6 separate regions of the Mus musculus genome follow, and all the other regions are linked to region 1. Evidence: chromatin loops called from intact Hi-C (ENCODE). Cell type or tissue: gastrocnemius. All regions are shown on one strand. Each heading gives the region's core, and the rest is flanking DNA. Links, peaks and the distances in the headings are about the cores only.

Region 1 (5,079 bases), core at 610-4,609:
CATCCTGGGGAAGCAGAGTGCACAGGCTCGGGAATACCTTCCCCCTGCAGAACCCAGCTCCTTTAGCCATCTGGTTCCGCATACATCAGTACCCTACTGGTGCCAGGGGAGCCAGGAAAGAGAGGCAGCATCTTCTCTCCTCCCCTCCCCTCCCCTCCCCTCCTCTCTCCTCCCCTCCCCTCCCCTCCCCTCCTCTCCTTTTCTCTCCCCTCCCCTCCCCTCCCCTCCCCTCCCCTCCTCTCCTCTCCTCCTGTCTCCCCCTCCCTCCTCCCCTCCCCTCTGTTCCCCTCTCCTCCCCTCCCTTCCTCTCTTCTCCCCTTTCCTTTTCTTCCCTCTTTCCTCCTCCCCTCCCCTCCCCTCCTCTCCCTTCCTCTCCTCCTTTCTCTTCCCCATCTTTACCGTCAGATGGTCCCAGGTGTTCTCTGTTGCAGTGATAAACACTACGACCAAAAGCAAGTAGGGAAAAGAGGGTTTATTTCAGCTTACTTCTTACAGAATTGTGAAGACAAGTCAGGGCAGGAGCTTAAGGCAGGGGCCAACGCAGGAGCCAGTGGAGGGCTGCAGCTTACTGCCTTGTGCAGCCTGTACTTTCATACACCCTAGGACCACCTGCCCAAAGGTAGCCCACCCACTGTGGGCGGGGCCCTCCCTGCCAATCATCAATGAAGGAAATTCCCCAAAGGCTAGTCTGATAAGGCATTCTCTCTCTCTCTCTCTCTCTCTCTCTCTCTCTCTCTCTCTCTCTGGTTTTTCAAGACAAGGTTTCTCTGTATAGCCCTGGCTGTCCTGGAACTCACTCTGTAGACCAGGCTGGCCTTGAACTCAGAAATCCGCCTGCCTCTGCCTCCCGAGATAAGGCATTTTCTTAGCTGATGTCCTCTTAGACAACTTTAGCTTGTGTCAAGTTGACAAAAACCTAACCAGGATACCTCTAGTTCCCTGCTCTCCCCTCCCCCCCAGCTATGCTCTAAGTAGCTCTCTGCTGCCCCCACTTGGCTCAGCATCGCCAGATGTGTGGACCCCAGAGCCAGATCCAGCCACTCCAAGAAGAATAAGATCCAAGCAATGTCTCTCTGGGAGGGGACGCCTGGCAGTGTTCACTCAGGACTCAGCTTCTCTCAGGGCTTCTCAGAGCCGGTTTCTGTCCATCACTAGCTGGATCGTGGTTCTGGAACTTTCCAAGGGACTTGCCATTGCTATGTCATTGTGCTTGCAGGGGTCGGCATGTTGGAATGCACCCATTGAGCAGGATCAGAGGTTGTCACCTTTGAGGTGAATTCAGACCGTGGGACGTCTGGTGATAACCCTTGAGGTTGGGATCAGCAGAGCCTGTGTGAGGCTCAGACGTGGGTCTGCTGTGACAGCCTGGTCTGTCAGTCAGCCCAGTGAATGTCTGTGGCCATGACACTTCTCATGTTGATTCTTGAGGGTGTTCTAGAAAGTTCTTCTCAGCTCCTGAGCTTTGTCTTCTCTGTGTAGCATCTGCTAAGATCTCACCTCCTTCCTCAAACTTGCTTGTAGTGTTGTGTGGTCCATGGCTCTTCCCGGGCTCTCTCATCTGAACACAAGTCAAGCTCCCAGGTCCTTGCACTGCTTTTCTCTGATTTGTCTTCATTGACTTTGCACTGCCTTAGCGGGTGGTGATACGGTGCTCTTAACAGCCCAGCAGTGGGGGTGTGGCTCACTTTGGAGAAGTGGCAGAGATGAGAGGGAAAGCCCACGTGGGCGATTGTTTCATTTGGATGGATGCTGAGTGACTTGGAGAATGACCGTGGCAAGGTGGCAAAGCTCTGACCAGGCCTCTTGGAGCAGGCTACCTTGTACTGCAGACATGTGTCCTGTGCATCTCCTTTATTTACTCTTTCCACTGGGAGGTCTGTATACCACCTCTCAGGCCTGGAGTGTACACAGAAACAGGCAGAGCTTCCTCCTCCTCAGCCTAGCACCTAGAGGAAGAGGAGTAGAGATCTGATTTCCTGATAGTGTCTGCCACTTGTGCCTTGGGGACCCACTGTCCCAGTGATGGAATCGGGCTTGGTTCTAGGATACCTTCTGCACCAACCTCCTGTCTCAGTGACAACAAGGCTGGCTTTGTAGGCTGCTCCCACAGCTCTAAGTGATGCTGACCTCTTCCCACCTGCTGACTCTCCACCCAGTGCCTTCTGTCCTCTTCTCGGGTGTTCATGCCGCCAGCAGAAGGATCTGTCTGCATATAATCTATGTGCAGGCAATTCTGACCCTGCCAGCTGTCTGGGCACCAGTCTGTGCCAGTTAATACCACCAGGTGGCGTTGTGTACCGTGCAACTGCACTGCTGGCTCAGTTCCCTTCTTGACATGACTCATCTTTGGTCTTCTAAGAAACAAGTTGAACAGAAGTAGGAGTGGGGGCATTGCAGGAGGAGTGACCCCAGTCTCCTTTACTGTTACCATGTAACTACGAACCCCAAATCCGTCTCATTAGAGATTCCAAGTGTTCACAGGAAAGTACCTTGGACTTGTTAATTTTTTCTGCTGCTCACATCAGATGCGGTGCACATTATATAATAAGTTTATGTTTGTGAGAAGGAACTGGGTTTTACTCGGAGAAGCTGGGTAAAGGATCCGTCAGCAGGTCCCCTGATGTGCTCACTAACAACTCCAAATAAGTTCCATAAGCTTAGCTCATATCTGGCTCATGGCACTGTGGATTGCTGGCCTCAATCTGGCCCGCTGTGACCACACTCCAGTGCCCAAGCTCATAAAGCAAACGCCTGGCAGCTGGTAGGCAGAGGAAAGTGTTCACCCCGCTTTCTGGTTCTGCAAACTTCCCTTAGAAGTAGAACACGCCCACTGCCACGTCATTGGCCAAAGCAAGTCACATGGCAGTCCCTGCCCTGAAATGGATGGGAAGGTTAGTCCGACTGTATCCCAGCAGAAGTGATGGGAAGATTAGCCTGGCTGCTAGCCACAAAACACCAGCTGGTTCATGGGTCCAGGTACCCGCAGGGAGTGGGGTCCTGGGCTCAGTTTAAGAATAAGAACAGCGATTGCTTCAATGTGGTCGCAGCCCTGTGATGGTCTGAGGGTTAAATGCCGCGCCCAGGGTCAAGATCAGGGTGCAGAGTGGGAATAGCAACCTCTTCAGCTGCTAAGCCATAAGCAGAGCTTTGACAGCCGCTGCCCACTGAGCACTGACTGGCCAACAGCTGCTCTTAAGGGGGTGGGAGAAATGACGTGATGGAGTGTCCATGTCCCATTTATCTCGGCCAAACTCTCATCCTGTCCTGACAAGGATTGCCACGACTCACAACAACTGCTGTTGCAGACTGAGGTGAAAATCAGAGGCAGCAAGCGGGAAGCCTGCTCCTCAGCGGCCTTGATGGGAGCACTGCTATGCAAAGAATCTTCCACCAGGGGGCAGCAGACATCCTCTGCAAACTGCTGCAAAAGAGCTTGGGATCCAGGAATCCAAAGCCCAGAGCTGGTCAGGCCAGGCTTCTATTACAGGTCGTGAATCTGAGATGCACAGCACGGTGTGGCACCTCAAATACTTGCATAATGATCGTCACGTGTCTCCATGTTCCTCAACTCCAACTCACATGCAAGCACGGTATATTGGCATGCGTATAGCCTTGTGTCTATTCCTATGTCAGCTCACACGGTGTGGTCAGTTAGAGTCAGATTAAAAGCAGCACCATGCATGGCTATCTTATTGGCAGTCTGGTTATAAACTTGAACCTTAACATGATACAAGGGGGCTATATATGACATCATAATTAACAAGAGGAAACCGAGGCCCAAGAAAGTTAAATCACCTCCAGGTCCCCCTCAGTCACAGGAGCCGGAGCCCTAGTCCATGTGTGCTGGGTCTAAATTGCTTCCTTTCTTCCCCTCCAGCATTTCTTCCAGACAGCTTGTTACCCAGGGTCAGGAGGTGAGGGTGAGAGGAGGGCGCTGTGGCGCCACCCAGTGGCTCTGCTGGGGAATGTGGATGTTAGGCTGGAGGCAGTGTAAAAGATCAAGGCTGGAGATTTGAAGACTGACGTCCACGAAAACCAACCAGGGCCAGTCTGAGAGATGAAGGGGGGAACTGATAGAAGAGTCACAGGCCACACACACACACACACACACACACACACACACCGCCCCCCCCATCCTTCACTGACCACCAAAGGGACGTGGAGGAGCCTACTGGGAGCATGAAGAGGAGGGGAGCAGGTAGTGTAATTGGCTGGAGATTATGAGGTCTGAAAATCTCCCTCCATGCTAGAAAAGAGGTGTCTCACCCTGGCATCTGAGTGAGAAGATGCCTCCCCGTGAGAAGCTTCTCTTTCCAGGGGTTCCTAACACTTCACACACACACACACACACACACACACACACCCTGTAGCTCCCCATTGCCTGGGTGCACCCTGAGCTAGCCCCTGCTGGTTAAAGGGGGCAATGCTGGAAGGATTGCCCCTAGAGGGCAAACTGACAAGTGTACCCTGCAAAGCCTTGGTAGTTCTCTACCCTCAGGCACTGCAGCAGGTAGAGAGGACGGGCCAATGAAAGTAGCAGCAAGACCACCCGACCACACAGCCCAGGCAAGAGTGTTTTAAGAATCCCACATGAACCCTGGTGTAGAGACATACATCTTTAGTCCTACCATTCAGGAGGTAGACACAGGCAGATCTCTGAGTCTGAGCCAGCCTGGGCTTCAGAGTGAATTCTGAGAGAGAGCTACATAGTAAGACCCTGTCTCAAAAAAATTAATAATACATTTAATTTTTTTAATTAAAAATTTAAAAAATCAGTCATGCAGTGCTGTAGTTTACCTGAATGAATACCAGACTAAGGCGGAGGTACGAAGCGGTATGTTACTGACGAGGCCTCTGGGTACAGAACTCGGAAGTCCAAGGGCCACACCACTCTCTGGATGAATGCATCCCCTCCCTGAGCCTACCCTACCTCCAGCTCCCCCTACCACAGGCTTTAATGGTCGCCAACCACTTTCCCCTCAGCTATGTGCGACTGTGTCTTAGTAACATGGAGAAATGAGTTCCCAGCCCTTCAGGATCAAAGCTGGCCTCCTGCCCCACCTGTTCTCTCTCCTTTGA
Region 2 (5,079 bases), core at 718-4,717, 160 kb after region 1:
CCCTCTAGCCCAAACACCCACCTACCCTCATGGCATCAAACTACCATCCGTGTGCCAGTGAAATGATGCTTCCAAGTGGGCAATGAACTAGCCATCCCTTTCTGTGAAGAAGAACTTGGCCAGCTCAAGGTCCATTGACCCTCTCCACAGCATTTACTCTCAAAAATACAATCCCAATACCGTAAAGATTCTAGTCTCCCAGCGTGGTTTTCCAATTACCCACACTCGGCCAAGTGGCAGCCACTTCATTATAATTCTGTAATTGCCATATGGAATTCCTATAAATTTGCTGTTAATTTTTAACCACTGTGGCCTTCTCTTGGAAAGTGTAGCAATAATTTGAAAATCTATAGATGATATTTTAAGTGGATGGAAGGAGGTAGTCCTGTGGGGCTTGGTGGGGAGAAAATAAATACAAGAGTCAGGCTTGGACCTGGGAAGGAAGAGCCAGGCTCCTCTCAACTTCTGTGCAGACATTTCTGTGGTAAGCCAGCGGCAGGGAGCATTGATCAGAACCTGATCCTCAAGGAGTCAGTTCTTCAAGAGAGTTGCTTTGTACCAGGTTCTTGGTTAATGTGCGCATTCCCCGCCCCAGCTGGGATGTAATTTACAAGCTGAGTATAATCTTCCCACATTGTGCTTCTCTGTGATCTCTCCCAAAATTGCAACACGGGCTGGGTCTGTAAAAGATGCTTCCGAAGAAACAGATTCCACATGGGCATTTTTACCCCCGCTCCCCACCATGCAAGTGAGCCCCTACGTACTGAACAGAGCAAGTATTTGCCTTCCTGGAGAGGCTAGCAGACAACTGGAAACTGAAAAAGAATGGGAGTGGTGGTGTACACAGCCAGGGTGCCAAAGATGGACAGAGAAGGCCTCAGGGTGGGTCAGAGAAGGAGAAAGAAAAAGCAGTCACATGGTGCAGGGTCCTGAGTGGCTGGGAAGACGTTTTGTTAAACTGTGGCAATCAGTAGGCCCAGACCCTGACCATCTCCTGCCAACCAGAAAGGTTCATGTACACATTCCTTGTCTGGCCCAGGAAGCCTAGGGTGCAAGCACCCCAGGATCTGTCTGTCTGTCTTTGGTGATGCAAGGCTTACTCTTGCAGGGCTGGAATATTGTGTCCTTCTCTACCTTGCCACGTGGCTGCCAGGAAGGTTTCAGGCACAGACATCCACATCCAGCCCCTGATCCCACCCCCAGAGGAGGAAGGAGATTGGCTTCTGGCTGAAAGGGTTATCAGACGGCAGCAGTGATGAAAAATTGGGGCACGGAGCGATTTGAAGGTCCAGTGTTTGATCTATTGCAGGGCTGGCTCCTCATGGCTTTGCCGCTCCCGAGTCTGGTGACCTGAGAGAATTAGAACCTCCTTAAATACAGTGTCTCTTGGCTGTATATTAATCAAGCAGAAATCAAAAGTCACAGTATCCCGCGGACGTAAGAAAAGGAACAGACGGCTCCCCCAGCCTAATGCGGGAGGAAAGGCCTGGAGCTGCGGAGGGAAGCTGCAGAGAGCAGCCCAGGGCTCGAAGCCCATTCCAACTTTCCCTAAACCTCCTTGCCAGCGAATTCTCAGAAACCCCATGCCTTGGCACTGGGGAATTGTGTTAGTGCCGAAACAGCGCTGGACCCCAGGGCTAGCACGGATCAAGAGAAGGGGCTCCTCCACAGGATGGCCGCGGAACCAGAGGACATGATGCTGTCCCACAGCCTCACCATGAGCATGCCGGTTGCCCTGTTCCCCGGCAAGCATTAGACCCCCCATAGGGTTGTTTCTGGATTCACGGTCCTTTTCTATTCACCTCATGCTCACAGGGGATGGCTATCCTCAGAGCTCCCACCGTGTGTGTTTTCAGCTGCCAGGCAAGGCTGATGCTGGCTGGGTCCTGCCATCCCCGCCCCAACCCTGGCACCCCTTGCCCCTTCTCTCCGAGGCCCCAGGGAAGGAATTCACATTTAAGCCCTGTTACCTTATGGGTGAGGGAGGAAAGTCTGTGGGTTAGTGTCTGTCTGTTTCTTTGCTGTCTGCCAGCAGAGATGGTTCCTACAGCTGAGTCCTGAGACAAACTCAGCTCCCATGAGGCTTCTGCCCATACCTGGCCTGTCACCGCTTGGTCACCCAGCTCCTGTCTGCAGCTTGGCTTGGCCTGCCTGACACTGTGCACTGGCCTCTCCAGGGCCACACGCTTTGGCAGGACACTGCTGCCTCCCAGGACCTTTGTGTGCCGTGGGCTCCTAATGAGCTTTTAATGAGCGGCTGCTCCAGCTTCAGGGGGCACGGATGGCAAGGGAAGAACATTGTGCCAAGTCCCCAGCATCCTGCTTCCGGAAGCCACGGTGTGGCTTCTTAACTCTATGAGTGCTGGCTCTGGCTCTGCAGGAAGAAGCCACGTGTATCCTATTCTTATCTGTTCAGTGAAGGGCCCTACTGATCTTTGGCACAGGGAACCCAGGAGATGATGGTCAGGTCTGTCATCTTCACACCCCCCCCCAACCCTCAACAGTGAAGAAAGGGCCACCAGTTTCTCCATGGAGTAAGATCTTCTTCTTTTTCTTTTTTAATTGACAGCAAGGTAGAAAGTCCATTGACCTCCCACATCAGCTTTGTAAAGAGTCAGATTGCATAGAGGACCCTGGCTGCCTCTCTGCAGAGCTGCACCAGACCCTTGCAAAGGAGGAAGCCCTGCCTGACCCCTTCCCACGGGCTCACTGCCCCACCTCAAATGCTTTGCTTCCTTGATGCAATTCTGATGGGACTCGATAGTGGTTCACACCAGCCTCGGTGGCGGTTCACACCAGTCTCCACGGCAGTTCACACCAGCCCCCACCCTGGAGTAGCCCAAACTTGCAGCCCTGTACTTGATGTTCGTCCTGGCAAGAAGCCTGCTCAGTGCTTAGTGCTAATGTTGCATTTGCTCAGCTCTTCCTTCCACACAGAGCCTTTGCTCTACAAGTCCTGAGGGGTGACCCCCACCCTCTTCTGGGAGTTAGAGAAGGTGGCAGTGGCTTCAAGCTCCCCTTTGTTACTCCCCAAAGGCCTTCACCCTCTGAATAAAATTTAGATACAAGGCATACTTCCTTGACAGTCATGGTGATAAAATCCTGGATGGGCTCCCCAGGGAGGCATCAGGGGCTCCTTCCATAGAGCACTCCAAGGAAACACAGTCAGGAGAAGGCACCTGTCCTGAAAGGCTTCAGTGCCCTCTGGCCAAGGCAAGGGACTGAGTGATAGACACCCCAAATTCCATTGCAGCCCTGCCTCCCTTGCCTCTGGCTACCCCCTCTAATTCCAAGCCGGGGGAAGGGATAAAGAACCTAGAGAAGATACAGATGCTCTCTGGAGCATCCTTACTGCAGTGGGGTTGCCGAGGGCAACCCAAGTGACTTAGCTCTGGGGTCAGTGAATTTTACAGGTTTTCCCAAGCCCTGCAATTTACACCAGTGTCCTGGACATCAGTGTCCTGCAAAAGGACCCTGTTGTGATGTTAGCACAAGCTGCCCTCAGCCCCATTTGCACCAGGAACCTGGAAATCCCAGGGTATTTCATTTCACTAAGCCGGCATCTACATACCCAAGCAGACACATGGTTTTTCATGATTCGCAGGATTTTTTTTTCCCTTGGGTCACTTGTGGTCTTGACACCAAGGTCATGCATGTGCAAGGTGGGGTCTACGGTGGTGGGTACGGCTCAGAGTAGGGTAAGGATGCCTGATGGCTAGGCCAGAAGCGCTCTCTCTCTCTCTCTCTCTCTCTCTCTCTCTCTCTCTCTCTCTCTCTCTCTCTCTCTCTCTCTCTCTCTCTCGGCTTCATCAGAGGGTTCAGCAGCCCACTGGATTCCTGTGACCTCCCACCTAACGAGAAAGCAGAGATTGGAGATAATTACCGCCCAGCCCGAGCAGCAGCGCGATTAGTAGATGCCTGGGCTATTGCAAATGACTGTTCCATTAACAGATTTGGTTGAGGGTTGATCCTGTTAGGAGAGAGAGCCAAGGGCTAATGATGAAGATATTTGCAGAAGGGCATATGCCAAATAGTTCAGTCAAAGGGAAAGCCAAGGGCTTCCGTGAATTCCCAGATCTTGGAGTCTGGTTTTCCAGGCAGGACTCTACCTCCTACTGGTTGTGTGGACCTTGGGCTACTCCTGTGGTCCTAAGAATGTCATACAGCAAACAGGCCATTTTACATCTTCCCATGTGACAATGCAGGGAGGTGGGTTGGGGTGAGACAACTCTGAAAAGTTGAGAAGGAGCAAAGCCAAGTGCAAGCGAGGTTGTTTCCATTTGCTGCCGGTTAGGACGGGCATCCATCTCCTCTACTGTTGCTGCTACTCTTGGGGGAAGTTTTAGCCAACAGCATCCCCTATCTTTCTGATCTGAAGTGGAACCGAAAATGTGTCCACACACCAGCTTCCTCTTCCTGGGAGATCCTGGGGCCAGTTTCTGAATGGTGGCTTGACCACAGCTAGCATACAATGGTGACCACAGCTAGCATACAAGACCAAAGGTTTGGGATTAGGCTTTCTCCAAACCTCAGCTCAGGTTCTGACAACCGCCTCTCCAGGCATGGGGGACCCAGATGCCCCAGAGAATGTCCAAGGAGTTTCTCAAAGCTACTACTGCCAAGGCCTCTAGCCCACCGAGCCTGGAGGTGCTGAGCCACATGGTTGCTACTTCCATAGTCTGCCCTGAGCTCACTCCCTTTCTGCAGGGGAGGGGGGGAGAGGGGAGGAGGCCTGGGGCTCACTTACAATAAAGAAAACTTGGCAACTATGCTGAGTGGGAAAACAGAGGTATCCAAAGCCCTCTCTACGGGAACAGTCCTCAGGTTCCTGGGCCCCTGAGGGGAGGGACACTTGCAAAAGAAAGATGCCCGTATAACTGCAACCCTGTGCAGCTTCTGGCTTCCCCCGTATATCTCGAGTGTGCCCTTTGCTTTCAGTCTCCCAGTATTTATTATGTTTAATTTTGCTGGGACGTGGTTGTAAGTGAGACGGATGGAGCCCAGTGTGGCTGGCAAACGCCTCTTAATTAAACAGATAAATAAACTCCCTTTGCACGCGGGTTTTTTACTTTTGCTGCA
Region 3 (5,079 bases), core at 515-4,514, 230 kb before region 1:
TGCTCTGATTGCCAGCAATGGCTGTCACACTCTGAGGACAGTGCTCTGTAACAGGGCTGTAATGAGGACCTGGCTGGGCACACCGGGGGCCGACCTGCAGTCCGTTCCGCCCTGACGCTGGGCTTACATAGGGTGCAGGTGTGATTAAGGAGCCCACTTCTCCCTTCCTCTCCTCACAGGCAGAATGCCCCATACTGACAAGAGTCACGCCTCTGACATTTTTGGTGAGGAGGGGCCAGGTGGCTGCTGTGAGGTGGGGTGCATCATATGCAGGTCGGCCCCACATGGGCCTCCCAGACCTCAGAGTCTGTACACAGCCTAATCTTACCTTGTCTCCTGTAGCACTCCCTCCTACCTGCTTCTGGCCCAGGACTCTGTGGGACTGCTTGTTTTCTTTGGGGGTTGAGGGGGGAGACCCCTGGCTGTTGTAGGACACCAGTGGCTGGCCCTGACCTCTTGTCATGGTTTCTGAGAAAATTGCTGGGAACAGCTGTGGGGTTGGGGGTGGACCTTGGTAGTCTAGCTGGGGTTCCTGGTGTCCTTGAACTCTGGTGGGCTTGAATCCCCAGGGGTCAACCCCTCAACACACATCCTCAGTAGAAGAGAGCCTTTCAGGCTCAGGGTGAAGGGGGCAGAAAGAAGGTACACACAGGCATCCCGTGCCTCCTAAGAGCTGCCAGACAGGGACTGGGAGCCACTGAGGGGGTCTGGATGCCTGCCATGGCTGCCACCCCTCCTGACCTGGCTGCCCAGGCAGAGGAGGGCTGCTCTGTTTGGCTCCCTCTTTTTCCTCTCAGGCCCCGACTCTGAGACATTCATCCAGGGCCTTCAGCTGCCTTGGAGGCACGTTATGCCCTGGCTGCTCCCCCATTCTGCCCTGTCCCTTGGAGGTGCCAGATGGGCTGGTCCAAGGCAGCCAGGCCAGATTCTGTCCCCTGCTCTATCCCTCCCAAGCCCCTGGGGAGCCAGGAGGAGGGCCTGGCAGGGTGGCAGATGGTGAGTTGGGAGGAGGGGCTGCCCGGCAGACGGACGACTGTCAGGACAGATGGCGGGCTGGGTAGGGGTCCGGAGCTCGCCCATCTGCTCCTGCCCCTGCAGGGGCTTTTCTCGGCACCTCCGGCCGAATTAGGATGGGTCCACTCTAAGTCCCTCTGGATGTTCTGTAGAACCTGGCTCAGTGCTGCCCAGTTCCCACTTGGGGTCACAGAGCCCCTCCTAGCAGCCCAGCTGGGCCTGGACTCTCAGTGCTGGAGGGGACCTTGGGGAAGCCCTGGCTCAGCGTGTGGCACACCCCAGGATGAAGCCTCTGTGGTAGATGGATGTTTGCAGAGGGTGAGCTGGTTTCACAAACGAGCCCTGATGCTCAGAGGCTCCAGGACACAAAGACCCCACATGCCTTAAGACGTTTCCAGGGTGACAAGGATCGGTCTGGCTGCTTCTCAGAGGCGACATCAGAACTGGGAAGGTCCTACTGAGAGGAGGAAGGGAGGAAGGAGGGTGCTCCAGAGAGCTCTGGGCTCAGACACCCACTCTCAAGCGGAAGGGCAAAAGGCCAGGCATCTAGCCCAGTATGCATCTACCTCCTATGAGGACAGTCCTCCGTCCAAGAAAAGGAGAGCTGTAGGGGTATCCTGGGCTCTGAGGTTCTAGGGGAATTTCAAGTTTGGGGTTCCAATGTTGGTAATCTCCCAAAATACTTAAAAAATTTTTTGTTTCCATTTGCAGAGTGTGGTGGTGCATACCTGTAGTTCCAGTACCCCGGAGGTAGAGACAGGAGGATCAGGGGCAGCCTTTGGCAACTCGATGAGTCCGGGGCTAGCTTGGGCTACATAAGACTCTGTCTCAAAAAAATGCTAAGAAAAGAAAATCTTCTTCTTGGTTAACCCTGCCCTGGGCTTCTGGGGCACGTGTTCATTTCCTTCTGCCCTGAGAACGGCGGTGTGTGTCCTGGCACCTGCTCCAGGGGCACAGCCAAGGCTCAGCTCCTCCTCTTCACCCACCCCCTGGCTCCCCTGCGTAATGCCAGCTGTGGGTCCCCAAGATTTCACCTCCATGTTGGGGGCCTCCTGTTACCCCCTCCACCCCATGTCCCTGTATCCTTTCAAACTCTAAAAGTCAAACCATGAGCTATGCCCTTTCTGTCTCCACTCGGCCTCTGAGCTTCTGGATGGCTTTCGGTGGTGACCCACCATCTCTGAGCTTTGATTCCTTCCATTGGGATGGTCAGACCCACCTCTGGTGGGCTGTGGGACTAAGCTGAGTCAGCGTTCTGGGGATCCCGCAATGATATGGTGGAGACTCTGAGCTTTCGCTGAGATTATTAATGACCTGACTTTTCTTAAATTTCATTTTGTAGAGTAGGGATTTGAATGGCATGAATGGGGCTTATCCGGCGCGCTTGCGGTCCTCATCCAGATGTGGGGCTACTTCTGGAGCCCTAAGGAACCATCCCTGTCACTCGCCGCCCCACGCTGCCCCCTGGCGGCAAGCCCTGGGCATTGCGGCCGTCACTACGCCACTCTACGGAGATTGCAGGGAGTATGCTACTCTTTAGGTCTCATCCTCTCGTGTCTGGTGTCTTTGGGGTCCTTGTCGGGAGTAGGCATTAGAAGTTTCTTGTTTTAGAGCTGAAGACCCCTGTGCTGTGCACAGAGGGCGTGTGCTCCACCAGTCAGCCTGTCTCTATTCTGTCGGGCTGCCGCAAACACAGGTACACAGATTTTTATTTGGACACCTGTGTTATTTGTTAACCTCGTTCTCCTGGACACCCCCATGTTCCTAGCTGCTTCCATGGCAGCAACGTGGCTTTCTGTCACAAGGCTCTGCCTTCCACCTTTTTCCGTGTCCCCTGCGTGCTGTCTACATAAGAGGAAACCAAGGTTCTGGTATCTCTGAGCCCTCTTCCCACTATGGCTCTCCTGTCATGGGGCCTGATGTTTCCCCACAGTCACGGCAGGGGTGGTAGCACCCCTCCCTGTCCCCATGGACAGCTGCACCTCCTGTCCTCTGTCTGTTCCCTTGCTCTTCCCTTCCCTATCATTGTCCTACTGCAGTAGCTCTGGAGTCTGCAGGGCTCCGCAGGGGGATTTCTTATTCTTACAGGGGGGAATCCTGAACTCCTCTTGTGGAGGACTTGTAGGGGCTGTCTACTTAAGGCCAGGTCACTGCTGGCATGGTGCGTTGCTGTGGTTATAATTACCATGGTGATTCATGGTCCCATCATACGGCAAAGCCCAGACCAGGGTTTGGCAAAGTTGCTTATGCAGAAACTGGTGTTTGGTCTAGGCTCTGGGGTTCACAGGTTAGACCTGGTGCTGGGATTTGGAGGACCAAGGGACCAGGGGAAGACACCCTTGCAAGGAGAGTGGTATGCACACACACACACACATACACACACACACACACACACACACAGAGAGAGAGAGAGAGAGAGAGAGAAAGACAGAGAGACAGAGAGACACACACAGAGAGAAAGACAGAGACAGAGAGAGACAGAGAAAGAGAGACAGAGAGACAGACAGAGAAAGACACACACACAAAGAGAGACAGAGACAGACAGACAGACAGAGACAGACAGACACACACATACACACAGAGAGAGAGAGAGACAGAGAGACAGACAGACAGAGACAGACAGACAGACAGACACACACACACACACACAGAGATAGAGAGAGAGACAGAGAGACAAGGATTGCTCCAGAAGTGTCTGCCTCCTGTGGCTTCTTCCCGTCTCCCCATACCCCAGCTTCTCTGTGGCACCCTAAGGAAATGTGACAACAATACATTTATTTCTCTAAGCAGAGTCCTAGGCTGGGAGAGGCCTTCCCCTCACACGGGTCTTTGTGGCTCCCGGTTGGTGTAGAAGCAGAGCAGCGGTGTGGCTTCTGCAGGAGGCTTTCCCCTGAAGCCAGAGGCTCTGATTTTTGAAAGCTGTGCATGTGCACAAATGTATGTGCACACAGGTATACTCTGTCCTAGTTAGGGTTACTATTGCTGTGATGACATACCAGGACCAAACAAGTTGGGGAAGAAAGGGTTTATTGGTCTCACACTTCCACATCATAGTCCATTACTAAAGAAAATCAAGCAGGGCAGGAACCTGGAGGCAGGAGCTGAGGCAGAGGCCATGTTCCTTACAGTTTGTTCAGCCTGCTTTCTTATAGAACCCCAGACCACCAGCTTTATCTGGGCTTTCCCACATCAGTCACCAATTAAGAAAACATCCCACAGCTGGAGCTTACAGAGGCATCTTCTCAATGGAGGTTCCCTCCTTGCAGATGGCTCTAGCTTGTGTCAAGGTGACAGAAAACTATCCAGCACACACACACATGCAGAAGCACACACACGTGTGTAAGCTTGCAAGCCTCCAGGGGGACACACACACATTTGCACATACAAGCCTGCAGACATATACATGCAAACACACAAATATGTATGTACAACAGAAGCACAAATGTACATACATGCGTGTACACACATTCACCTGCATAAAGCACGCACACTTGCACATGCAAGCACATGTACACGCACACACACAGGCACACACACACACACACACACACACACACACACACATACTGAGGCACATCAGGTGAACAGAAATAGTCATTTGTTGCATCCTCTCAGGCTGTGGGAAACCCTGAGAGTTACAGAGTTTCACGTCTGTAACTTTTTTGCTTCATGTTCATGGGCTCCAAGAGAGCAGAGAGGCTAGGCATCCTGTCTGAGACCACACAGCTGCAGTTGTCCATAAACCTGCAGGCGTGGCAAAGTGGGGCACACACCATTCATGTTGGTGCAGTGGGGGCTCCCTTCCCGGAAAGGGACCCTCTGAAAGGTTTTGCACGTCTCTCTCTTGGGACACTGGGCCTGGAGAGAAGCTGCGATTGGCTCATCCTTGCTTGACCACTCTGTTCTCATCTCGGGCAGTGGCTCCAGACAGTCCAGCGTGTCCTCTGATGTGTCTGTCTCACATCTTTCCATATGTTCCCTAGATTGGTACCAGCAGATGTCAAAGGCTCTTCAGGGTACTGCGGCCACCTACATTGTACTTGTTTGGCAGAGTCCTGCTGGTCA
Region 4 (5,079 bases), core at 462-4,461, 91 kb after region 1:
CAGAGGTGACTTGTGTGACGTGGAGACTGGGGCACTTCCCCTCCAGTGCAGCCCTTTCTGTCGCTCCTGTGCACACTCACTGGGAGTCAGTCCTCCTCTCAAGAACTATGGGAAGTTCTGCCCAAAGAGTGAAATATCAAGGAGAACAAAGCCGTGTCCCCAAGGCAGCCTACACAGCTTCTGCACAGTCCCTGACATGGGCCTAGGTGTCAGTGGACTCTACCTTTCCCTGCCGGCTCTGCTGGGAGAAAACAGATACATGTCTCACCATCTGGTTCCAGCCTACACCGTGTCCCTGAAAACTTTCACACAGTTCTGACAAAAACAGAGCAGTTCACCAAGTGAATGCCCACCTGAGCCTGGTTGTCCCCCTGCTGAGGTGGCCCTGACGACAGGCTCATTCCACAGGCTCTCCGCTGCTCAGGGCAAACAGAGTGTGTCTCCCTGCAGTGGGCACAGAGTTACCTTGTGAGGCATCTGGAGCAAGCCAGATGTCCCCTGAGAGTAAGGTATCATGCTCTTCATACAAGTGTCATGATCATGCAGTCTCTGTGACCTTCCAGGTGTCATCTCCCGGCCTTTTCACACAGATACCCCCAATAGAACTGTCATGTTTTCATATGTATGGAGCAATGGCTTCCTTACAGCCTGTGCAAATTGTTGCTTCCGTCTTTCCAAATGCATCTGGTGATGGTGCTCCTTCCTCTGGACTCCACTGCCACTCTACACACACACACACACACACACACACACTACTCTCACACATGTACACACATGCACACATGTGTACACACATGTTCACACAAACTCTCACCCATGCACACACATGCATATGGGCACATACACACTCACACGCACGCACACACACACGTGCGCATCCACAATACTCTCACCCATGCACACACATGCACACACACACATATGTTCACACATATTCTCACACATGCACGCACATGCATGTGGTCACGCACACATGCACACACATACACACATTCACATGTTCACACACACTCTCAAACATGCACATGGGGACACATGCTCTCTCTCTCTCTCTCTCTCTCTCTCACACACACACACACACACACACACACACACACACACACACACACCATTCTGCATCACTGATGTCTGAGTTGCAGAGACTCTCTGAAGTTAACCCTGGATGATACCGGCCTATTTTTCTAACTTCCCAATGGTGACTGCCCTGCAGTTTCCTTCCTGAAAGTGTCTCTGCTGGAGAAGGCTGGCAGGGCCGGGGTCAGCCCCGCATCCCCAGGCTGACAGAGAATAAACGCTCCATGGTGTCTGCACCTTGCTGGCTGCAGAGAGTGGGCCAGACAATGGCTGTGGTGGATCTGCAGTTACTGATTATGAACTAGCTGGACAGAGCAGGGTAGTGGGGGGAATCTGACTGGAACTGATACAAACGAATCATTAGAACTGGAGAATAGATGACCTCCTACACTTGGTCACTCGTCACCTACTGCCTACAGTGACAAAGAGGTTCTTGCCACCCACAGGAATCACGGCATCAACTTAGAGGTCCTAGGACACAGTGAGTGGGGAAGGTTTAGAGGTTATGGAATGTACAGCTACATGCTGCAGAGCTCTGACAGTAAATGCTGAGCACCCACTAGGTGCTAGGACTCATGTCATCACATGCGAGACCCACTAAGTGCTAGGACTCATGTCATCACATATGAGACCCACTAGGTGCTAGGACTCACGTCCTCACATGCTGAGTACCCACTAGGTGCTAGGACTTATGTCCTCCCATGTTGAGTACCCACTAGGTGGTAAACTCTTCTCGTGTGCCCAACCTATAGAAAGAGAGGCACCTTCCTTGCCTGTCCATCTGTTCCTCCTGCTGGCTCCGCCCAGTCCCATGTCCCCTACATTAAACCTTTTTCTTGTCATGATGCTAAGTTCAGCAAGCGGGGTTGTAGACACAGTTCTACCCCTCACTGTCTGAGCCTCGGCCAGGGATGGCTGTCAACACTGCTTCCCCTTCCTGGGACCCAGCAAGGGAACAGATGCTGACCCTGCACCTGTAGGACATGTGACTGTGGGCCTCTCTGTCCTGGCTTCCATTTCCTCCTCTGTCACTAAGGTCCAGTGGCCACCGGGTCCTGTTCTGTCATCACCTGCCCCAGCCACTCCAGCTGAGCAGACGCTGAGCTGACCATGGCAAGTGGCCACAACCTGCAGGGCTGAGTCAGCAGCTCTATCCTAAGGTCTGCTGGAGTCCACACACCCTGCCAGCGACACCAAGCCCTGAGGGCTGCAGGTGGCAGAGCTCCAGGTGGAATTCAGTAATCCGCAAAGGCCAGTAGCAGGCCAGCTGGATGCTACCTGTCTGTTCTCTAGCGCCACCTCCTGGGTAGGCCAGTTCCCGCAGACTCCAGCTGGGCTAGGCACCTGCATGAGGGAGGTTCTAGCTTCCAGTTCACCTTCTAGGGGTAGGTGGCCCATGGTGGACTTCTGAGCCATCTCACCACACAGACAAGGCTAGCAGTTTGGTATCAGGGAACTTGACTAACCAGTGGGCCATCGGGGGCAGGGACTTGGCTTTTCTGGACTCAGGACAAAACTTCTCTTTCTCGTGGTGTTGTTTTTGGAGAGGGAGAGAGAGAGAGAGAGAGAGAGAGAGAGAGAGAGAGAGAGAGAGAGAGAGAGAGAGAGAGAGAGAGAGGAGACACAGAAGGAGAGGGAGAGAGAGAGAATGAGAGAGAGAAACACAGAGAGAGACAGACAGAGAGAGAGAGCATTCCTGTGAGCTCAGGGCTTGCCTGCATGTATCATGGCACACATACAGAGGTCAGAGGTTAACCTTGGGTGTTATTCACCTTCTGCCTTGTTGAGAAAGGGTCTCTGTTGCTTCGTCATTGTACCAGACCAGCTGGCCCATGAGCTCCCAGAGAGTCTCCTATCTTGGCCTGCCATCTTGCTGCAGGAGTGCTGGGATCTTCAGGGTGTTGTGTGACTTTTCTATTCACCCCACACAGAAACTAAGGACACACCTTAAAAAACGATTTCACCCACCTGGCTGTGTGAATTCACTATTGGGGTCACTTACAGGAGCATGGGGGCCTCAAAGATGGCTGCAGTCACCAAAAAGGCCAACCCAGGAGGCTGTGCCCTCGAAGCTTCCTGCACACTTTACAGTCCACTCCACGGAAGACTTCTCTCTCACAGCAGCTGTTACGGTTTCTGTGATGCTAGGGCCGTGTGAGGGAGTCTAGAACTTTTTTGCATTGCCCCCCCTTTTAGGAGTTTTATTTCTGAGGACTTTGTGCAGAGTATTGCTTCCGTATTACCTCTACCCCTCCCTCTTTCCCTTCAATTCCTCCCATGTCCCCTCCTAGATTAGTAACCTCTTCTTTAATTGTTATTGCTATATGTATAAATACATAAGCACAACACATTCGTACAAATACACATATAAAACCCACTGAGTCAATTTCGCTTTGCTCATACGTATATGTGTCCAGGGCTGACCATCTGAGATTGGACAACCTGTGTTAAGCTTCAGCCCTGGAGGAAACTGGTTCTCCCTCTCTCTGCCGACTGACCTATAGCTCTTCATCTAGGTGTGGGGCCACATGGAGTTTCCCTGTCCACACTGACATGTCCGGACGGTGGCGACATTATGCCAGGCTTGTTCAAGCATTTCACTGAGAATTCATGGGTACATCTTCCCTGACACTGTACCGCAGCAGACTCCTGGTCTTCTGGTCCTTACAGTCTTGCCACCCGTCTTCTGTACTACAGGTAGATCAGCTAAGGATGAGCAGCCCAGAGTCTTAGTTTCCTGAGTCTCATAGGCTTCACCCTCCCTCCAAGAGTGGCTGGCTCTGTGCCAGGGCTTTGAAAAAAATATGTTTTGAACATATCAAGTCTTGAACACATCAGAGCCTAGGGATCTTGTCAGATTCGGGGGAGCACATCAAGGCCTGGGAACACATCAGATCTTGGGGAACACACTGGGTCTTAGAATACAAATGAGAGTCTTGTTGTTCTCAGACCAGAGCAGAAAGGCCCTGGCTGCAACCAATTCAGTTCCTAGTTTTTCTACAATGGTTCCCATCCCGTGTGGCCACCTTGCCACCCCCATAGAAGGTTAAGGTTCTGTGTACGGCCACAGTCTCAGCTATGGTCCTCGGGCTTCCTTCTCTCCTATATCACAACCCTGGCAGGCTGTGTGCCCTAACTTAAAACTGAGAGCACTGTCCTCCATGCCTGCCTAGGAAGCTCAGGTCCCTTGGGGGTGCGCTCCGACAACTCTGCTGAACAGCCCTCTTCCTTCATAAGCACCCAGTCCACGGTGGCACCATCCAGTGACACCAAGAAGTCAGTGACTCTGTGACTTGTGGTTGGCATTTCCAGAATCCTCATGTCTGTGACATCCATTGATAGCTCTTTTCCGAAATGCCAGCACCCTTCACCCACAGAGTCCCCTCCCAGCGCCACCCTCAGTGGCTGCCCTTGACCCTTGGCCTGGTGTGTCTTCAAGCCCCCATGGCACGTGATCCCCACCTTGGCCAGGTGGATGTGAAAGTGGGTAGAAGGCCAGGGTCGGTGGGGTTCTTGGCTTGCAGAGCCTGCAGCTGTGATGCAGGGACAGGGCCGTGGGCTGATTTACAATGTTTCAGGGAGCTGTGTATGGGAATGTCTTCTGGTCTTTAAATTAGTCATGAGGCCAGATCCCACCAGCACAATTAGAACCCTCGGCTAATGATTATTTATGGTGTTTGGAATGTGCATTAACCCGATTATATTAAATATTAAACTCAATTGTAGTACTCACATCTGTATTTACAGTGGGAGATACAGGGCAACCCCCCTACCACAGAATTCTCAGAAAGCTTCTGGCAGAACCAAGCAGACAGGGCAGAGGCAAGCTGTGCTTATAGAGGGCAGAGAGAGCCCGGAGCCCAGACCCAGTGATGGGCAAGGGAGGGGTGTGTGCTGTAACAGGTGGGGCAAAGAAGTGACAGGCACCGTGGCTGTGCCAGTTCTGATGGAATGGGATACCCGACCTGCTGTGTATTCTCCTGCTGCCCACAGAACCTCAGAGGG
Region 5 (5,079 bases), core at 731-4,730, 290 kb after region 1:
ATCTGGGATCGCACCGTCCTTTGGGATTCCCAGTGGCCAAGGGCATCTTGTCAAAAGCCAAAACTTTGGAAGCCAAGGCCAAGGAAGCCAGGATGGAGCAGAGAGAAAATGGGGTCAGCCCGGGGCAGGACTCCAGTGTCTGTAGAATGCAGGGATAGGTCAGGGTGCCAGGCAAGGAGGTCAGCAGTCCACAAAAGCTCCACAGGAGTGTCCACTAGGGCTCAGAGGCTGGCTTGACCAGGTAGCCACTGAAGGTGATGTAGGTGTCGAACTCGTCACTGAAAATGGCGTTCTCACGCTCGCCCTTGAAGAGACGCACCCAGACCTCATCCTCCTCCCGCAGCTCCATCATCAGGCTCTGACTCTGCATGATGCTGCGGTCGCTCACCTGCGCATACAGGATCACCACCTCCTCCTCGTTCTTCATGATGTGCAGGTACGTCTCCTTCTGGTTCCAAGTGTGCACGTTGAGGCTGAAGAAGTAGATGCCCGGCACATAGCAGTAGAACTTCCCAGTGAACATATTGAAGTGTTTGTAGAGGTTCACAAACTCCGTGTCGAAGACCACGGGCTGGAAGTAGTCGTTGCTGTGCAAAGCCTTCTTCCGGCCCACGGAGAAGGCTGCGTACTGGCTCTTGCAGTGGTTCCCAGGGGCTCCAATGGATCCCTTCTGCCCTTTGGGGCCAACATGGCCCCTGGGACCTGTAGAACCTATTTTGCCGTACTTCCCCTGGAGGCCTCGATCCCCTCGGTCACCTTTCTCGCCTAAGAGACAAAAAAGATACGAGGTTTCAAGGGAGGCCAGCCTGCCATCTAACTCCACATCCCTGCATCCTCTCTGGTGCCCCTTAGCAGGAGGCTCACGTCATTAGTGGTAATAACTTTTCCACTGTCAACAACAGTTGGCCTGTGTGCATCCAAAGGGCACACTTTCTCAGTTTCTTTCTGGAAAGTCCTGGCAGAGATAAAGGAGCATATGGGTTTGTCTGCAAGCAGCAGGCTCTGTGGCCAGGCCTGGGCTCACTCTGAGTAAATGGACTGCAGATGTCAGGACTCAGTGGGGGCGGGGGGGATCTAGGTTGTAAGCATTCTCCGGGGTTATGTGAAGTTATCTAGACAGCACAGCATTTCAGAGAAATGGCTTGAGTGTTGCTTCAAAACAAAGACCTTACAGGTCTGCACGTCCTGTGCAAATAGGGTTGGGCAGAATCCCTGAGGTCTCTCTTCATGTATGTGTGGTGGTGTGTGTGTGTCACACATGTGACATGTATGTAAACACGCCCTAAGGCCACTTGGAGAGACCAGAGAGGATGTGTGTGTCCTCTTTTCTCTCCCCTCACCTTTTGGCTAACATAAGCTCTCCCAGTAAATCTTATTGCTTCAGAAAGCCTGACTCGGGCTGGCGAGATGGTTCAGTGGGTAAGGGCACTGACTGCTCTTCTGAAGGTCCTGAGTTCAATTCCCAGCAACCACGGGTGGCTCATAGCCATCTGTAATGAAATTTGGTGACCTCTTCTGGCAGAATGCTATATACATAATAAATAAATCTGAGAGGGTGGGGGGAGGGAGAGGTAGAGGGAGAGAAGAAAGCCTAACTCTAGAGTCCGCCTGCCCCCGCCCCTCCCCATGATGGTTACAGGGGTTACAGGCACACATACCTCGCTTTTCTGTGGGTGCTAGGGATTTGAACTCAGGGCCTCCTGCTTTGTTCTAACCCACTGAACCACCTCTAAGGTTCTTCTTCTGCTCATGAAACAGGGTCACAGCTCAAAAATCAAAATGTCTTCCCTCCAGAAGACACCCACCTCTGCTCTATGGTAGTGACCCTCCATTCCTGCTCAGCCCTGCCCAGCAACATCTCCCTTTCCATGTCTATAAAGCAGCCTCGGGGAACCAGACCCCAAACCATGTCCAAAGCCTCTCACCTTTCAGGATGGTGATGTTGATCTGGGGTGGAGGAATTGTCTGGTATACAGGTGTGCTGGGGTCACAGCATCGGTAGCACCGAGAAGTGGGGAGGTCCTCACCCTGGCGAGGGCTATACTTCTCTCGTGTTTCTTCAGGCCTAGGGGAATAAGCCAAGAGTCCTGATTTGTGTTGTGTTGGGAACTCTCTCCTGCTGCTGTGGACACATGGCCTGCCTCACCTTGCTCTCCTTCCCCTAGAATTGCAAGCTCTGTTTAACATAGGCATGGGGGAGGATTCTGAGGTCCCAACTCAAACTGCAGACAGCTACCCCCACACACCCCTACACACACACACACACACACACACACACACACAACTATCGGTTGTAATATATCCAAAGCAAAGATAACACAAATGCCAATGACCTGAGGGCTTAGATGACGAAGCCACTCCCTCAATACCAGGTCTTTCAGTGGTGAAGGACTGGGCTATGGATCTGAAACACATCTACCAGCAACTCATTTTAAAGTCTCCATTCAATTCCTCATTGGGTGCCTCTGGGCTACAGCTGCTGCTGGGCCATAATGGCTCTACACTGCCACCTGATGGCCATGTGCAACATTGCACTTTGCTCTCCTCCCAGAGGCTCCATGGCACACAGAGGAATCTAAGCCAGCCATTCCTTCTCTAACCCCGATCCAGTCTACCCCCAGACCATCTGGAACACGGATCCACATATGCCCTGAGTCCAATCATATGAAAACCCAGTTCCTGGAGAAAGACACTCACTCATGCCTGTCTCCTAAGCTTCAGACCTCTTGTGAGACATCTCCATTACCCCACCCCATTCAACAGGTCCCACAGGTGTCTTGTGTCCAGAATTGAAGGCCTCATAATGACCCTTGGACTCTGAAACCTATTGTCTCCAAATACTTTTTCCAATACATTCTAGTGGTCAGAATGGAGCCTTCTGGCCCCCTGATCTCTCCCTCCATATCCAGCAAGTCCTGGGGAGTGAACCCCTATCCAAAGCACCCCAGGACCATCCTGGGACCTTACCATCTCTAATGCACCATGTGAACAGCGGTCCTAGAGCTTGTCTCTCCACCAGCAATGCATTCTCTGATGCTTCCCTCCACAGTTCCTTCCAGAAACCTCTTGAATACAAACCTCTCCTGTAGGACTCACTATCCCCTCCAGAATGAAGGCTGCATGAGAGGGTTTCCCTCACACTCAGCTGCCTCAGGTTCAGGCTTTAAAACTTCCAATACCCGGAGCCTTGTACATACCTCTCCCTACAAAATATCTTCCATAGCCTTGGGTCTGTAAACCACTGAGGGTCACAGACATGAAGGCAAGCCCTGGGCCCCAGCTCCCACCATCCCAAACCACCCTCCCTCCTGCACTACCCACCTACCTCAGCCTATAGCATTCTGCCTTTTTCTCCCACACCCAGGAGGACCCTGGTACGGCACTGTGGATGCAGCCGTACTCCAAAGCCAGTACTGTATCGTGTGTACTGTCCCCCTGTGGCCTTGGAGTGTCTAGTAACCAAGGAATGTCCTCCATATGTTTTTCTAGGACCCGGGAGACGGCCTGATTGACAGCAGCTACTTAATGTTTGCTGAATGAAAACAGAGAAGAGGAAGAAGAAACAAAGGGTTTTGGGTTTTTGGCACCAAATTCTGCCCGGAAACTTGGGTGTTAAGTTGAGCCAATGGGCAGGAAAGCCCAAGTCAGCATGGAGCCTTGTGCATGCCTCTCATTTGAAGACCCTACAAAATATTTCCCCACAGTCTTAGGTCTGCTGAGGGTCACATGCATGAAGACAAGGGACTGCCATCCTCAAGTCCTTTATAACTTCTCAAGAGAAGCTGATGCCTGGTCTGCCGGTCCATCCTTACCGGCTCATTCCTAGCCTGGTACGCAGACAGAGAGGGAGAGGGGTCACAGTAAAGGTGTGGAATTTTCCAAGATGGCTTTTTCCTCGCCCTCCTGACTTGAGACAAAAGCGTGGCAGCTTAAAACAAAGGTTTTGTTGTCTTGGTATCCAAACCAGCAGACTTCTGTTGTTGAACTCGCTCAACAAGCTCAAGGCCAGATCAGGATATGCTACCTTACAGTCACAGGCCAGTCTACCGCCCCAGCCCTTGAGAAGAGACTGGACTTTTTGGCTTTCTGGGTTCCCTCTCTGCTTTGCATAGGGTCTTTTCTTTGTGTGTCAGCTGCGTGTGTTTCCTCGCTCGCCAACAAACGCCTTTCTTCAGCTGTTGCCGCTGTCTGTGGCGTTTGAGACTTCTTTTCTGAGGTCGCTTGTGCTTGAGATTCTTCCTGGTTTTTTTGTTTTTTGTTTTTTTTTTGTTTTGTTTTGTTTTTTAGTTCGTTAACTGGCAGAGAAAATGAGCCTGAGTGAGCCTTCTAGACTGTATCACTGCTTTATAAATGAGTAAGTTGCTTGAGACCTCTTGTCTCTGCCTCCTGCCTACGTGCATTCCCAGAACCCTGGCACTTATTCTTGGGAGGCCAAGCTACAGGTGAAGACAGAGCAAGTGCCCTCTCAGGACAGAAATGTAAAGTTCTCATAGACCCAGCTGCCCTGGTGTCAGGATGAGACGGAACGGCCATCCTCATAATCAGACAAGATGCTCAAGTCACGGACCTCCAGGGTCAGCCTCCCTAGCGCTACCTCTCAGCTCCCACTTTGCCTTTTGCAGCTCAAAGCAATCACATCTGGATCACCCCAAACCTCAAACACTTGACCCGGTCAGATGGAGAACCCCCGCCAGCATACTATCTCAGGCCCTTACCTTGTCACAGGATCCAGAGGAGATGGCAGCTCCTCTGTCTCTTCCCACTCCTGTTGTTCCTCCTGAACTCGTGGCACAAGGCTCAGGATGGGGCCCCAGGTGATGGCCAGCAGCAGGCAGCATCCCAGCATGAATCCCTGTGCACAGGAGCCCATCTTCCTGCCAAAACACAAGGAGAGGGCATGGGTTAGGAAGGGATTCTACAGAGAACAGCCAACAGTGAGAGCTGTCTGCCTGCCCGGCCCCACATCACACACACACACACACACACACACACACACACACACACACACCTCGACCAGAGCTGTTGAATCACTGAGCAAAGGGTCATCTGCATCAGTCTCTCAGGAAGGAGAGCCTATCA
Region 6 (5,079 bases), core at 737-4,736, 230 kb after region 1:
ATGTCAGAGAATGTCAGAGCTCTGAGGAGCACACAAGCCCAGACCGTCCTGCTGTCTGACTGGAGAGTTTGGGTCTCAGTATCAGATTTTCTAGCCATATCTATCCCACCATGAGGGCAGATGTGGTAGTCTAACCCGGGGAGGTAGAAGGTGCTAGACAGCAGGAGAGAGAACATTAGGGACACCGAGGGCTGCCCCTCCCCCAAAACACCAGCCTTGACCTCTGATGTGGGAGCACCTGTGCAAGTAGAGCTTTCCCTTTCCCCCTTGGACGAAGTTCGGTGGAGGGGAGGTGTGCCCGGGTCTGAGACTCCAGAAGCTGTTTGGCCCCCAGAGAAGCTGCCTCTCAGAGGAACTGCCTAACGGCAGCAAAGCCAGCACCTGCCAGTCAGGTCAGATGTCCCCAGCCTATCGTTGTAGATATTCAGAGAACTCTTTCCACTCACTCTGGCCTTCTCTGGGCCTTTCCCTAAGCAGCCTGAGACTAGGATTGAGGGGTCCCAGGATAACGGGTAACTGAGTCTAGAGAGTCTAGACCAGCTTCTCCCACCTGGCTCAGAACCTTCCTTGATTTCCCAGGAAATGGCCACCAAGTGCCGTGGTATCGTCCTGCTCTCCTCCCCACCCTCCCATGTACACAGACACCACAAGGGCCACTCTCCCCTGAGAAATTTCCTCCTGCTGATGTGCAGCCCATGCTCATACCTCACTGATAGCAGCCACCAAGTCAGCTCTAAGAGGCTGGTCCTGCCCAAGACAGGAGGTCTGTGTTATCCTTGGCCTGAGGTTGATGCACAGGAGGGAACAGGTGGCCCAGGAGTTGTCATACCAGCCTGGCATCCTCTTGTCCCCTATTCCTTTAGAGACATATTCCCGGGCCTTAGCTCAGGAGGGTTTTATTTATTTTGGGACAGGGTCTCTATGTGACCTGCAACATCCAGCAGGCTTCCCCATGTAGAAACATCCCCAGCTCAGAATTGAGGGATCCCTGTTCCTGACAGCTCAGGACTCTTCTGACAGCCCACTGCCCAGACACAATGCCTAAAGATTGAGCAATAGAGAGATGTCCAACCCTGAGGGACACAGTCCACCAACCATCTGTTACTTCCAGAAGTCTTGACCACCAGGGTCCTTGGAATGGTCCTTAGGCTGATTTCAGCAGTTTGTTCCTTAGCCAACCCCAGTGACTTTCAGCCATGGTCATTCCTGGGACCACTCCTCGTTGTCACACAAGGGACCTCCTCTGTATCCCACATTCTGGAGGTCCCTTCTGAAAGAGCCACCCCCATCTGTGATCCTGGAAGGAAGTCTGGAGAGCCAGCAGCTTCCCTGCATGGGTTCAGAGTCTCGCATCTCTTACCGTCCAGGGCCACCTGCTGAAGGCAATACAGGGTGTTGCGTGCCATCACCAATAGGGCTAGAAAGCGCTGCAGCATACAGAGAGGAGACACACCCTCAAGCATTCATTCCTTCACTCAAGGTCACGTGGGTGCCAACACTGAAAGCCCAGCGGGCTCACACCCAGTCCTTACACAGAAGGAAGCTCTTGGAGAGACGAATGCTTTGCAGGATAGCTAAACCTATTGTGAACCCCAAGACTGTGAACTGGAAAAACCTTGTCATGGTGTGGCTCTGTCCTAGCATACACCAAGAGCTCAATAAAATCAACCCTAGGTAGAGAAGCAGAGCAAGCAACCAGCCAACCTTCCTACTTCACCGATGTCCCAGAAGGAAAAAGTCCTCCTCCTTCTCCACGCCGTCTTAAATACCTTCAACGCAATATCCCACCCTGTCCGCTCGCTGCTTGTTCCCCCTCTTGACCTAGGGTTGACTTTATTTAGTTCTTGGATTAAAATTGTATTGGGAGGGCTGAGCCACACCACGACAAGGTTTTTCCATTTCATAGTCATGGGGTCCACAACGTGTTCAAATATCCTCCAACATCTACACACACAGAAAGTGCCACGGAGGAGGTGTGAGGGGCAGGCAGGAGGTGTAGTCACGCAGAGAGGCGTAAAGTGAGTTCTTTCTTCCATCACTAACTAAAGCCTTGGGTTCCTTGCTCCTAAGTAGGCATGAAAAGGAAAGAGAAGATGAACCCAGCCACGGTCAGTCCTCAGTGCAATGGCTCACCAGCTTATGGGGGATAGGACAATGCAGTTAGTCAGCTGCTGTGTGACCAGCTGGCAGAGGCGTGGTGTGTCAACAACATCCAGTGGAAGCACAGAGCCTGGGGCTCTGAAAGACACTCAAAGAAAAAAGACCCCTCAGGGCCACAAACAGACAGCCCCTTTCCACAAACCCACTGGCTGTCCATCAGAGTGGCTTCACTCTGTACTCGAGGGAGCAGAGGAACAGAGAGAGTAAAATCCAACATCCAGTTTAGATGCCACACCAGCCAAGCTTGCCTCTGGACTGGTAATGGGGTAGCCAGGGTTTTCTGCTGCCCACGGTCCACCTAGAACGCCTCTGCCTATCCTACCCGGGTGACTTACCCTCCTCTGTGTGGAGCTTGGCAGGCCCAGGCAAAGGGAGTCAGACTTCTGAACGCTGCCTTAGCCCCCAGGTGCTGGCACCCAGCCCTGAATGTGTAAAGGTGGGGGAGGGAAGGGTCTGTGATGATCAGACCATGATACAGGCGAGACACTAAAAACCACAAGCATCCTGGGAGATGTCAGGGGTCCTGGTGGCTGTTTCTTCTCTACATCTGAGGACCGAAAGCAAAGACCTGGGCAGGGCCGGGCACAGATCCTCTTCCCAGATGGAAGGGTCAGCCAGGCCACCAGCACCACTGTGGTAAATGGTAGAAAGAAGCTGCCCTGCTGGGGGCCAGAGGTATGCAATTACACTAAGGGGTTTCTCAGCACATCTTACAATTTTATAGGTTCTGAGCCCATTTATGCTTCCGTACACTGCTGAGCAGTGCGGGGGAAACGAAGAAGCTCCTCCGGACACCTCAGCTTCAGTAGTATGGTCTTGCGGCCCTCTCTGGCCAGCTTTCTAAATCCCTGAGCTAGAGTGGCCACCTGGCAGTGCTCATTGGTTCCCTCTGCTGGTCAGAAGTCAACATTGCAGGCCACCAGCCAGGCTGCATTCCTCCAATCCAAGATGAAGATGACTTAATTAGTAGAGAGACACCTGCAGCTGCCTGCTATGTGGATTCCCACAAGGAAGGGGGGACCTACACCTGCTGTGGGCCTCAATAATCACAGGCCACTTGGGATGTTCTGCCTTTGTCCAGGGGCACAGCCATCCCTTCCGGAGTCTAGCTGACATTCGCTTTCTGCAATAGAGCAAAGCCGTGGCGCTGTAAAACAGAGCTCCTCCAGGTGCCCCGGTGCACCCTTAGAGAGCCAGTCAGCTCCTGCAAAGACAGCCCGCTGCCCTGTGTTCCCCCACAGGGGTGAGCCTGGTACAAAACCGACCACTCCTGCCCACTGTGGGTGTTTCTACTTCCTATGTCTTCCCGCCCAAGCCCAGCTATCCTCATAGGGCGTCTGGGTGGTGTTATTAAATAATGGCTTAGCAAGCCTGAGGCTTCTGGCCATCCACTGCCTCTCAGGAGCACTTAGGGAGGCCAGGTCATACCTACAGCTCTACACAGGGGGCTCAGACGACACGTATTTACCAAAACCGTTCAGACACAGGTAGCTGATCTGCTGACACAGATCATGGGGCTGTCCACATGAGTGGGAGAGAGAAAAGGAGTCCCATGTCCACAGCTGTGCCATGTATTAACCTCTCAGCTGAGTTGCCTCTAGAGGACATTTGGACGTGAACTCTGCAGCTCTACATGTCTCCCAACCCCACTGCTGCTGCCACCTGGTCTCAGGGAACCGTCATCCGAGCCTTCTGTTCTGGTCACTACGGTACTTTCTGCCAGAAGCCAGATCAGAGGCCTCATGGCTGAACACTAGAATGTAAGGGACTCACAAGAGACAGGGAGGGCCAGCAAACCGCTCCAACTGAAACCCAAAGGCTCACCCCTTGCTACTCAGCCACAGTGTGCTCTGGCAGAGACTGTCCATTTGGGCTCCATCTTTTTCAGCCACTGCACAGACCCAGGCACATTAGCCTTGGGCACAGCCTTCCTGACTATTCTGCCTCCAGGGCACCCATACCCATCATCACTCCTGGAATATCATCTACTGAAATAGCCCGAGAACACCGGTGTTTCCTGGAAGCCCATGGGAAGGGACCTCTGTGTCTCTCCCATCAAGCGCCCAGCAGCTCCCTCTGCGCCTTAGGCCACAACCACCAACACTGACCTCTGTGCCTCTCAGTGATGCCTCTGCCTCGACCCCCAGGAAGACTCAGATACTCATGGATGTATCTGGGAGCTGCTCCCCAATACCTGAGGGGCTGTGGGGCATTGGGATCAGAAGACAGCCACTAGAGGGTGCATTCGTGGCCTGGTGTTGCCTCTGGAGCAACAGAGAGAGAAGAAACCCCAGGGTGGGAGGTGGAGCATCCAACCCCTGTGTGTGCCACCTCAGAGCGCCTGTCCTGGAAGCTAAGGCTTTAGGGATGAGTGGAGGAGAGATAGACTGGTCTGGGCAGGACCGGCCAGTGCAGAGGACATGCTGCTCCATCTGCCTTTGCTGCTGGGGATGCAGCTGAGGGTGAGCCATGCTGAAGGCAAACCTCACTGAGGACATTTACACAGGCTGAGTGTTTACACATGCTGCCTCTGGGTCCCCAGGCCTTGTACAGGACCTACATGGAGGTAGGCTTGAACTGAGTCCTTTCAAGCTGCCTGCCAGCCAGTGAGGACAATTAGCAAGTCTCAACGAGGACAGTCTAGGTGAGACTCACCCTAATAATTAGAGCAACCCCCCTGGGGGTCCTGAGTGACACAGACTGGCCAGAGTAAGAAGGAGACTTGGGAGGCTATGGCCTGAGGTAGCAGCACCTCACAGACAGCTATAACCAGGGAGCCAGTCGTGAAACCAACCCCATTCTGACGCCAGAAGGCACTTAACCCCAGAACTTCTTGGAGAGCAAAAGTGGTTTGGGGCTAAGAGGCCACCGAGGGTAGAACTCAGTAGAGAGATTTATGCTGAGGGAGCTCATAGCAGA

Evidence for each region. A loop is a pair of places that touch in the nucleus more often than their neighbours do. Peaks named below come from ENCODE experiments on the same cell type or tissue, not always from the same donor. Only the 100,000 strongest peaks of a DNase experiment are listed, where the experiment ranks them.
Region 2: a loop joins it to region 1, with 15 times the contacts of the local background. A loop is called at or near these places in 20 of 42 quality-filtered maps.
Region 3: a loop joins it to region 1, with 2.9 times the contacts of the local background. A loop is called at or near these places in 15 of 42 quality-filtered maps.
Region 4: a loop joins it to region 1, with 6 times the contacts of the local background. A loop is called at or near these places in 19 of 42 quality-filtered maps.
Region 5: a loop joins it to region 1, with 2.6 times the contacts of the local background. A loop is called at or near these places in 15 of 42 quality-filtered maps.
Region 6: it touches region 1 in a loop (4-fold over the local background); 13 of 42 quality-filtered maps call a loop at or near these places.

What each region holds. Positions count from the first base shown.
Region 1 is chr11:118,737,385-118,742,463 of GRCm38, reverse strand. All of the region lies in intron 2 of Rbfox3 (RNA binding protein, fox-1 homolog (C. elegans) 3), which reads left to right. Among named protein-coding and RNA genes, the nearest start is that of Gm11750, 45 kb to the left of the region's middle. In gastrocnemius, for the core only: CTCF peaks have their summits at 1,000, 2,283 (motif pointing right), 3,972 (motif pointing left) and 4,447; DNase peaks (open chromatin) are centred at 2,250, 2,848, 3,383, 3,955 and 1 more place; H3K4me3 peaks cover 974 bases; H3K27ac peaks cover 802 bases.
Region 2 is chr11:118,573,962-118,579,040 of GRCm38, reverse strand. The region is part of intron 4 of Rbfox3 (RNA binding protein, fox-1 homolog (C. elegans) 3); the gene reads left to right. Among named protein-coding and RNA genes, the nearest start is that of Engase, 100 kb to the right of the region's middle. In gastrocnemius, for the core only: no CTCF peak of the experiment used is centred there; DNase peaks (open chromatin) are centred at 1,669, 2,236 and 2,857.
Region 3 is chr11:118,969,069-118,974,147 of GRCm38, reverse strand. Gm35710 (a long non-coding RNA gene) reads left to right here. Exons shown (of 6, transcript XR_880341.2): 2 at 4,998-5,079. Among named protein-coding and RNA genes, the nearest start is that of Gm35710, 12 kb to the left of the region's middle. In gastrocnemius, for the core only: a CTCF peak has its summit at 2,478 (motif pointing left); DNase peaks (open chromatin) are centred at 981, 1,979 and 2,476.
Region 4 is chr11:118,645,839-118,650,917 of GRCm38, reverse strand. All of the region lies in intron 3 of Rbfox3 (RNA binding protein, fox-1 homolog (C. elegans) 3), which reads left to right. Among named protein-coding and RNA genes, the nearest start is that of Gm11750, 140 kb to the left of the region's middle. In gastrocnemius, for the core only: a CTCF peak has its summit at 2,371 (motif pointing left); a DNase peak (open chromatin) is centred at 2,295.
Region 5 is chr11:118,443,487-118,448,565 of GRCm38, reverse strand. It overlaps C1qtnf1 (C1q and tumor necrosis factor related protein 1), which reads right to left. Exons shown (of 4, transcript NM_001204129.1): 2 at 4,716-4,874; 3 at 1,926-2,065; 4 at 1-765. The coding sequence starts at 4,870. The coding sequence ends at 215. It overlaps Gm11747 (predicted gene 11747), which reads left to right. Exons shown (of 3, transcript NR_045902.1): 2 at 1-436; 3 at 3,490-4,366. Among named protein-coding and RNA genes, the nearest start is that of Gm11747, 9.0 kb to the left of the region's middle. In gastrocnemius, for the core only: a CTCF peak has its summit at 2,524 (motif pointing left); DNase peaks (open chromatin) are centred at 1,024 and 2,515; H3K27ac peaks cover 807 bases.
Region 6 is chr11:118,506,050-118,511,128 of GRCm38, reverse strand. All of the region lies in intron 5 of Rbfox3 (RNA binding protein, fox-1 homolog (C. elegans) 3), which reads left to right. Among named protein-coding and RNA genes, the nearest start is that of Engase, 32 kb to the right of the region's middle. In gastrocnemius, for the core only: a CTCF peak has its summit at 3,055 (motif pointing left); DNase peaks (open chromatin) are centred at 2,593, 3,050 and 3,832.